Regions from separate parts of the Homo sapiens genome. Here region 2 is linked to region 1. Evidence: chromatin loops called from intact Hi-C (ENCODE). Cell type or tissue: Caco-2. All regions are shown on one strand. Links, peaks and the distances in the headings refer to the core of each region. The heading gives the core; the rest is flanking DNA.

Evidence for each region. A loop is a pair of places that touch in the nucleus more often than their neighbours do. Peaks named below come from ENCODE experiments on the same cell type or tissue, not always from the same donor. Only the 100,000 strongest peaks of a DNase experiment are listed, where the experiment ranks them.
Region 2: a loop joins it to region 1, with 4 times the contacts of the local background. A loop is called at or near these places in 4 of 110 quality-filtered maps.

The regions. Positions count from the first base shown.
Region 1 is chr11:35,618,077-35,620,980 of GRCh38, forward strand. It overlaps FJX1 (four-jointed box kinase 1), which reads left to right and starts at 384. Exons shown (of 1, transcript NM_014344.4): 1 at 384-2,789. The coding sequence starts at 561. The coding sequence ends at 1,874. RefSeq lists silencers at 1-61, 92-421, 502-571, 592-851, 862-1,131 and 1 more and enhancers at 704-1,338, 1,339-1,973. In Caco-2, for the core only: a CTCF peak has its summit at 1,813; DNase peaks (open chromatin) are centred at 905, 1,035, 1,515 and 2,395; H3K4me3 peaks cover 2,219 bases.
Region 2 is chr11:35,680,935-35,683,838 of GRCh38, forward strand. All of the region lies in intron 1 of TRIM44 (tripartite motif containing 44), which reads left to right. Among named protein-coding and RNA genes, the nearest start is that of TRIM44, 20 kb to the left of the region's middle. In Caco-2, for the core only: no CTCF peak of the experiment used is centred there; a DNase peak (open chromatin) is centred at 1,477.

The DNA.
Region 1 (2,904 bases), core at 405-2,904:
AGACCCGCGCTGCCTAGGCAAAGGGACCCGGCGACCAAGACACCCCCGCGAGGGCCCAGGGCGCGTCCCTCCCGCCAGGCCCCAGACTCCGGCTCTGCGCCACCCCCTCCTACGCCCCGGCGCGGGCGCAGCCAGTCCGGCTTCCTCCAGGCCCCCAAGTCCCGGACCGAGTGTGGGGCCGCCTCTCCCTCTCGGAAGGAGCCATCGCCGCTTTAAGTGGAAGAGGAGAGGAAGGGGGCGGGGGAGCGGGGGGCGGGGAGCGGAGGCGGAGGAGGGGGAGGGGGATCCCCCTGGCTCCCACGTGGTCCGGGCGCCTGTGAATCGCGCCCACCGGAGGGTCTCACAGCGAAATACAAAAGCAGCTGGGAAGCGGCGGGGACTCGAGTTCCCAGCGCCGGGCGGAGCGCCGGACAGAGCCCCGCAGCGCCCCGCGGCCGCGATGGGGCCGAAGCGCCCGAAGCCCCGGAGCCCACAAACTGCCGGGCCCGCCTCGCCGCCGGGACCCGGGTGCCTGGGCTCGGCTTGAAGCGGCGGCGGCGCACCGGCACAGCCGCGGGAGCATGGGCAGGAGGATGCGGGGCGCCGCCGCCACCGCGGGGCTCTGGCTGCTGGCGCTGGGCTCGCTGCTGGCGCTGTGGGGAGGGCTCCTGCCGCCGCGGACCGAGCTGCCCGCCTCCCGGCCGCCCGAAGACCGACTCCCACGGCGCCCGGCCCGGAGCGGCGGCCCCGCGCCCGCGCCTCGCTTCCCTCTGCCCCCGCCCCTGGCGTGGGACGCCCGCGGCGGCTCCCTGAAAACTTTCCGGGCGCTGCTCACCCTGGCGGCCGGCGCGGACGGCCCGCCCCGGCAGTCCCGGAGCGAGCCCAGGTGGCACGTGTCAGCCAGGCAGCCCCGGCCGGAGGAGAGCGCCGCGGTGCACGGGGGCGTCTTCTGGAGCCGCGGCCTGGAGGAGCAGGTGCCCCCGGGCTTTTCGGAGGCCCAGGCGGCGGCGTGGCTGGAGGCGGCTCGCGGCGCCCGGATGGTGGCCCTGGAGCGCGGGGGTTGCGGGCGCAGCTCCAACCGACTGGCCCGTTTTGCCGACGGCACCCGCGCCTGCGTGCGCTACGGCATCAACCCGGAGCAGATTCAGGGCGAGGCCCTGTCTTACTATCTGGCGCGCCTGCTGGGCCTCCAGCGCCACGTGCCGCCGCTGGCACTGGCTCGGGTGGAGGCTCGGGGCGCGCAGTGGGCGCAGGTGCAGGAGGAGCTGCGCGCTGCGCACTGGACCGAGGGCAGCGTGGTGAGCCTGACACGCTGGCTGCCCAACCTCACGGACGTGGTGGTGCCCGCGCCCTGGCGCTCGGAGGACGGCCGTCTGCGCCCCCTCCGGGATGCCGGGGGTGAGCTGGCCAACCTCAGCCAGGCGGAGCTGGTGGACCTAGTACAATGGACCGACTTAATCCTTTTCGACTACCTGACGGCCAACTTCGACCGGCTCGTAAGCAACCTCTTCAGCCTGCAGTGGGACCCGCGCGTCATGCAGCGTGCCACCAGCAACCTGCACCGCGGTCCGGGCGGGGCGCTGGTCTTTCTGGACAATGAGGCGGGCTTGGTGCACGGCTACCGGGTAGCAGGCATGTGGGACAAGTATAACGAGCCGCTGTTGCAGTCAGTGTGCGTGTTCCGCGAGCGGACCGCGCGGCGCGTCCTGGAGCTGCACCGCGGACAGGACGCCGCGGCCCGGCTGCTGCGCCTCTACCGGCGCCACGAGCCTCGCTTCCCCGAGCTGGCCGCCCTTGCAGACCCCCACGCTCAGCTGCTACAGCGCCGCCTCGACTTCCTCGCCAAGCACATTTTGCACTGTAAGGCCAAGTACGGCCGCCGGTCTGGGACTTAGTGTCACCGGGAGGAAAAGAGAGAGATCTGGGGCTGGGGTATGGATGATGGGGGGAAGGGCGGTCGCCTCTGCCACTGTCAGGGACCAGCCGGCCAACGCCCACCCGCAAAGGTGTCTAAAAACTTCAGCTTTTCACCCACCTGCCCCTTTCTTTCAATCCCACGCTGTTTCCTTTCAAAGTTCTGGGAGGACGAACTCACCGAGGCGAGAAGTGTAACATTCTCTCCACCCAGCTTATAAAAGGATTCTTTACTGTGCCAGCACGGGGATTGGATCCGAAGAAACTGGCTACTGGGGTTTGGCCCCCGAGTGGCCGTCCCTGTGGGAGATGCACCCCATTCTTGGGCCCCCCCTCATTCCCTTTCCGAAAAAGGAAAACTTGCGTTTGAGCCGTTGAGCTAATTCTGCAATTTTCTACCAAACAGAGCGCTGGTGGCCCCGGAGCAGGGCTGTGACATTGGCTGGTGGAGCCCCCTTCCTGTGTTCTCCCTTTGTTCCAGCGCCGCGATGGTGAGATCACTGTTCCAAGCAGGGGGACGGCTCGCGATAGGACAAAGAGAGCAGGACCTCCAGACTCTGGGGAGCCCTGCAGACCTTGACAATTTGCCTGACTCATTCCTGACCTCTTGTCATTTTGGCCTGAAGGCTACAAATTCAGGGTCAGCTGTATGCACTAAGTCAAATAATGAATTTCTTCCTCCCTCTCGCAACCGACCAAAATTTTGACAACGATGATGTTCACCAGAAGGAAAAAAAAAAATCAGTTTTATGCACTTTATTTTGTTTTGATTTTCATTTTTTATTAAGAAAAAATTTTATTTTACAGAATTTACCTTCTCTGTATATATGTGCATAAAGTGTGGTGTAAATATACTAAACAAACTTATATTTCAATAAAAGGGAGTTTAAAATTTATAATTTAATTCCTGTGGTTTTAACTTGTTTGATGTTTCTGATGCCCCATCTGCTTTCAGAATAAGATTTAGGTTTTCTTTCTTGTGGATGTGTTTTTAAAACAAAGGATGCATAT
Region 2 (2,904 bases), core at 168-2,667, 63 kb after region 1:
TTTGGAGATTTCTGTTGGGTTTATTTGGCCTTTTCTTACTGATGTATAGAAATCCCTTATGTGTTTTTTCTGTATTCTTGATACCATGTATATGTTATAAATCTTTTTCATTTAGATCTTTCTGATCTTGGTTTTGTCACTGACCAGCTCTGTGATTTTGGGGACATTGTTTGACATCCACAATGCCATTTTTGTCCATTGTGAAGGAGAATACACTACCTTTTAGTTATTGTATTACTGTGAAATGCCAGTGAAAGAGTATAAGCGCTCTGAGCTTTGGGTTCATTTGATTTTCACCAGCCATTTTTTTCAGCTGTAAAGTGAGAATACACTGCTTTTCAGTGAGATGCCAATGAAAGAGCATATGAAAGTGCTTTGGAGACTAAAGAATACCTTCACATGTACAGCATTTTGTCCTTTGGTTTTATTATGACTCATCCCTAGGAGGTGGCTTCTGTGAAGCATCCTATGCTTCTACAGATTAATCAAATTCTGAGTGGTGGGTGTCACAATGTAGCACTTATCTCTTTTTATTCTACACCTTCTTAGGGGAGGAACAAGGTACATAAACAAGATATGCTCACATTGAACTCCTGTGTTCTTGGAATGCATTGGGTGGGATGGAGGTGGAGAAGTACAGATAGCAGGGGAATCCTACTACTTTGCTAGTCATGTTATGTGCCCCAAGGATTGACAATCATTTCTAAAAATGGAACCAAATGTCTACAAGGTTAGAATTAGGCTGTCTTTTCTTACTATCCTGGTTCACTTCTCAATTAGAACTCAGGTTTCAGAGGCAGCTGTTCTGTTCCACTATCTTTTCTGTTCACTGGTTCCCTAACTATGGAACAAATGAGGATATAATCTCCTGTCTGGCTATCTTTTGACTAATGGCTGTCCTCAGCAAACAAATAATTAACCAAAACATGGTACTATTCTATGGTTTGGGGATACTCAGACTCAGATACCACCACCCTTAGACCCAAACAACCCCATGCCCCTGACCTATGTCCCATACTTTTTTTTTTTTTTTTTTTTTTTTGAAATGCAGTCTCGCTCTGTCACCCAGGCTGGAGTGCAGTGGAGTGATCTTGGCTCACTGTAGCCTCTGCCTCCCAGGTTCAGGCGATTCTCCTGCCTCAGCCTCCCGAGTAGCTGGGCTATGTCCCATGCTTTTGAAGACCCCTCCTGTAGCCATGCCTGTCCCGTTCCGTACCACTCTTCAAGTACCTAGCTACCCAAGAATTACCTGGTAAAATGTCCTGAGCTTGCTTCCAGGGCCTGCAGAGCCTCTCCTTGAGTCCGTCTGCCTGAAGATGGACCAGTTTCTGATACATGTATCCCTAGGTCCCACATGTGTATCATGGGTGACCAAGAGGGGTATTCTCAGCTTGGACCTGCTAGCTTGAACACCTGTGCACAAGGCCCCTTGGGGTGCAGGAAGGGACTGGAATGTGGGGAAAGTGGTGGGAGTGGATTGGGGCCAGAGTCCTCCATTTGGACTCTTGCCCCAGCTCTGCAGCTGTCAGGGTCAGGTCTGCCCCGAGGAGCCTCTGCCTTCTGACCAACTGCTTATTTTATAGATTTTTAAAAAAGCCTTTGGGAAAGGTTTTCTTCACCACTGATTTAGAGACTGAGTATAGCAGGCTCATCATAGAGCCCAGTTAATCTTGGTGAATAATTCACAGAGAGTGGGGTGGGGAGGTGGAACAGGTGAGTTTCCTGAAGGGAGGCTCTCTTAAGTTGCCTCTCCTCTGTCTCTTCCCTGGTTAGGCGATGCTGCTGATGCTTTGTGAAAAGGAGGAAGGATTCTGCTGACACACTGAATTTTTATGAAAGAAGGCTAAGGGTTCCCTTATTCATCCACACGAGGCACATCTGCTTGCAGACAGGCTGTCTGCTTCTTAGGGATTCCTTCGTTGTCGTTTTATTCTTTTCTGAAGGTTTTAAGACACAGTTTGGTGCATTCCTTTCTGTTCTCTAGAGCCAGGGGGAAAGTCATAATATATCAGAGCTCTTGCCGAAGAGCTTAAAATGGGCGCTGGCAGCTGGGATGTGGGGGAAGAGAGCTTTCCAGGGACAAGTGACCTGCTTGTTCAGCCAATGAGAAGCAGGTTAGAGGAATGATATCACCAGACAGGCTTTATTGTCTGATCATCTCGTAAAAGCATGATTGTTTCTGGCAACTTAACCCTTTTTTAGGCACTTCAGGTCTCACCTGCTTCCTGGTATATGACCTCTAAGTTCCTTTTGTCAACTGTCTGCTATGAGACCACAGAGATTAAAGACTAAAATTAGTGGAGGATATAGGGGAGTTGTAAACCATCATTTTAAAAAATAGAACTTATTAAAATTTAGAACCTTTGCTAACATGGAAATGTGATTTAAGCTGTGTTTGGAGAACACATCTAAAGTAGATATTGGTTGTAGTCATGTTGTGTCTGATTTTTACTGTGTAGACTTGAGAGGCAAGAGAGGTCAGAGGGGGGAAAATTGACCCTTTAGTATATTTTAATTTATATAGTGGAATCTTATTAGGTATTTCCTATTTTGGAGGAATTGAAATTAGTTCTGTAAATTTGGAAGATATGTTATCACAGATCCAGAGGCCAATTTTGAGTAAGAGATATTTGCAGTATCTGTTTATTCTTGTACTTCTTTGTTGTCCCTACCCCATAGAAATGACAGTGAGTTTACCTCTTTTTGCTTCCTTTCCCTCATTGGTGAAATGAATGTTCCTACCTATCTGATAGAGTTGTTGAGATAAGAAAATAAATGAATTCCTGTGATTTTAGATTGTCCTATATATAATATAATGTATTATTATTATGGCATTCATGTCTTAAGGTTATATGTTCATTCATTGATTTGTTCAGACTTTTTACAACATCTAGATGCTGGGCA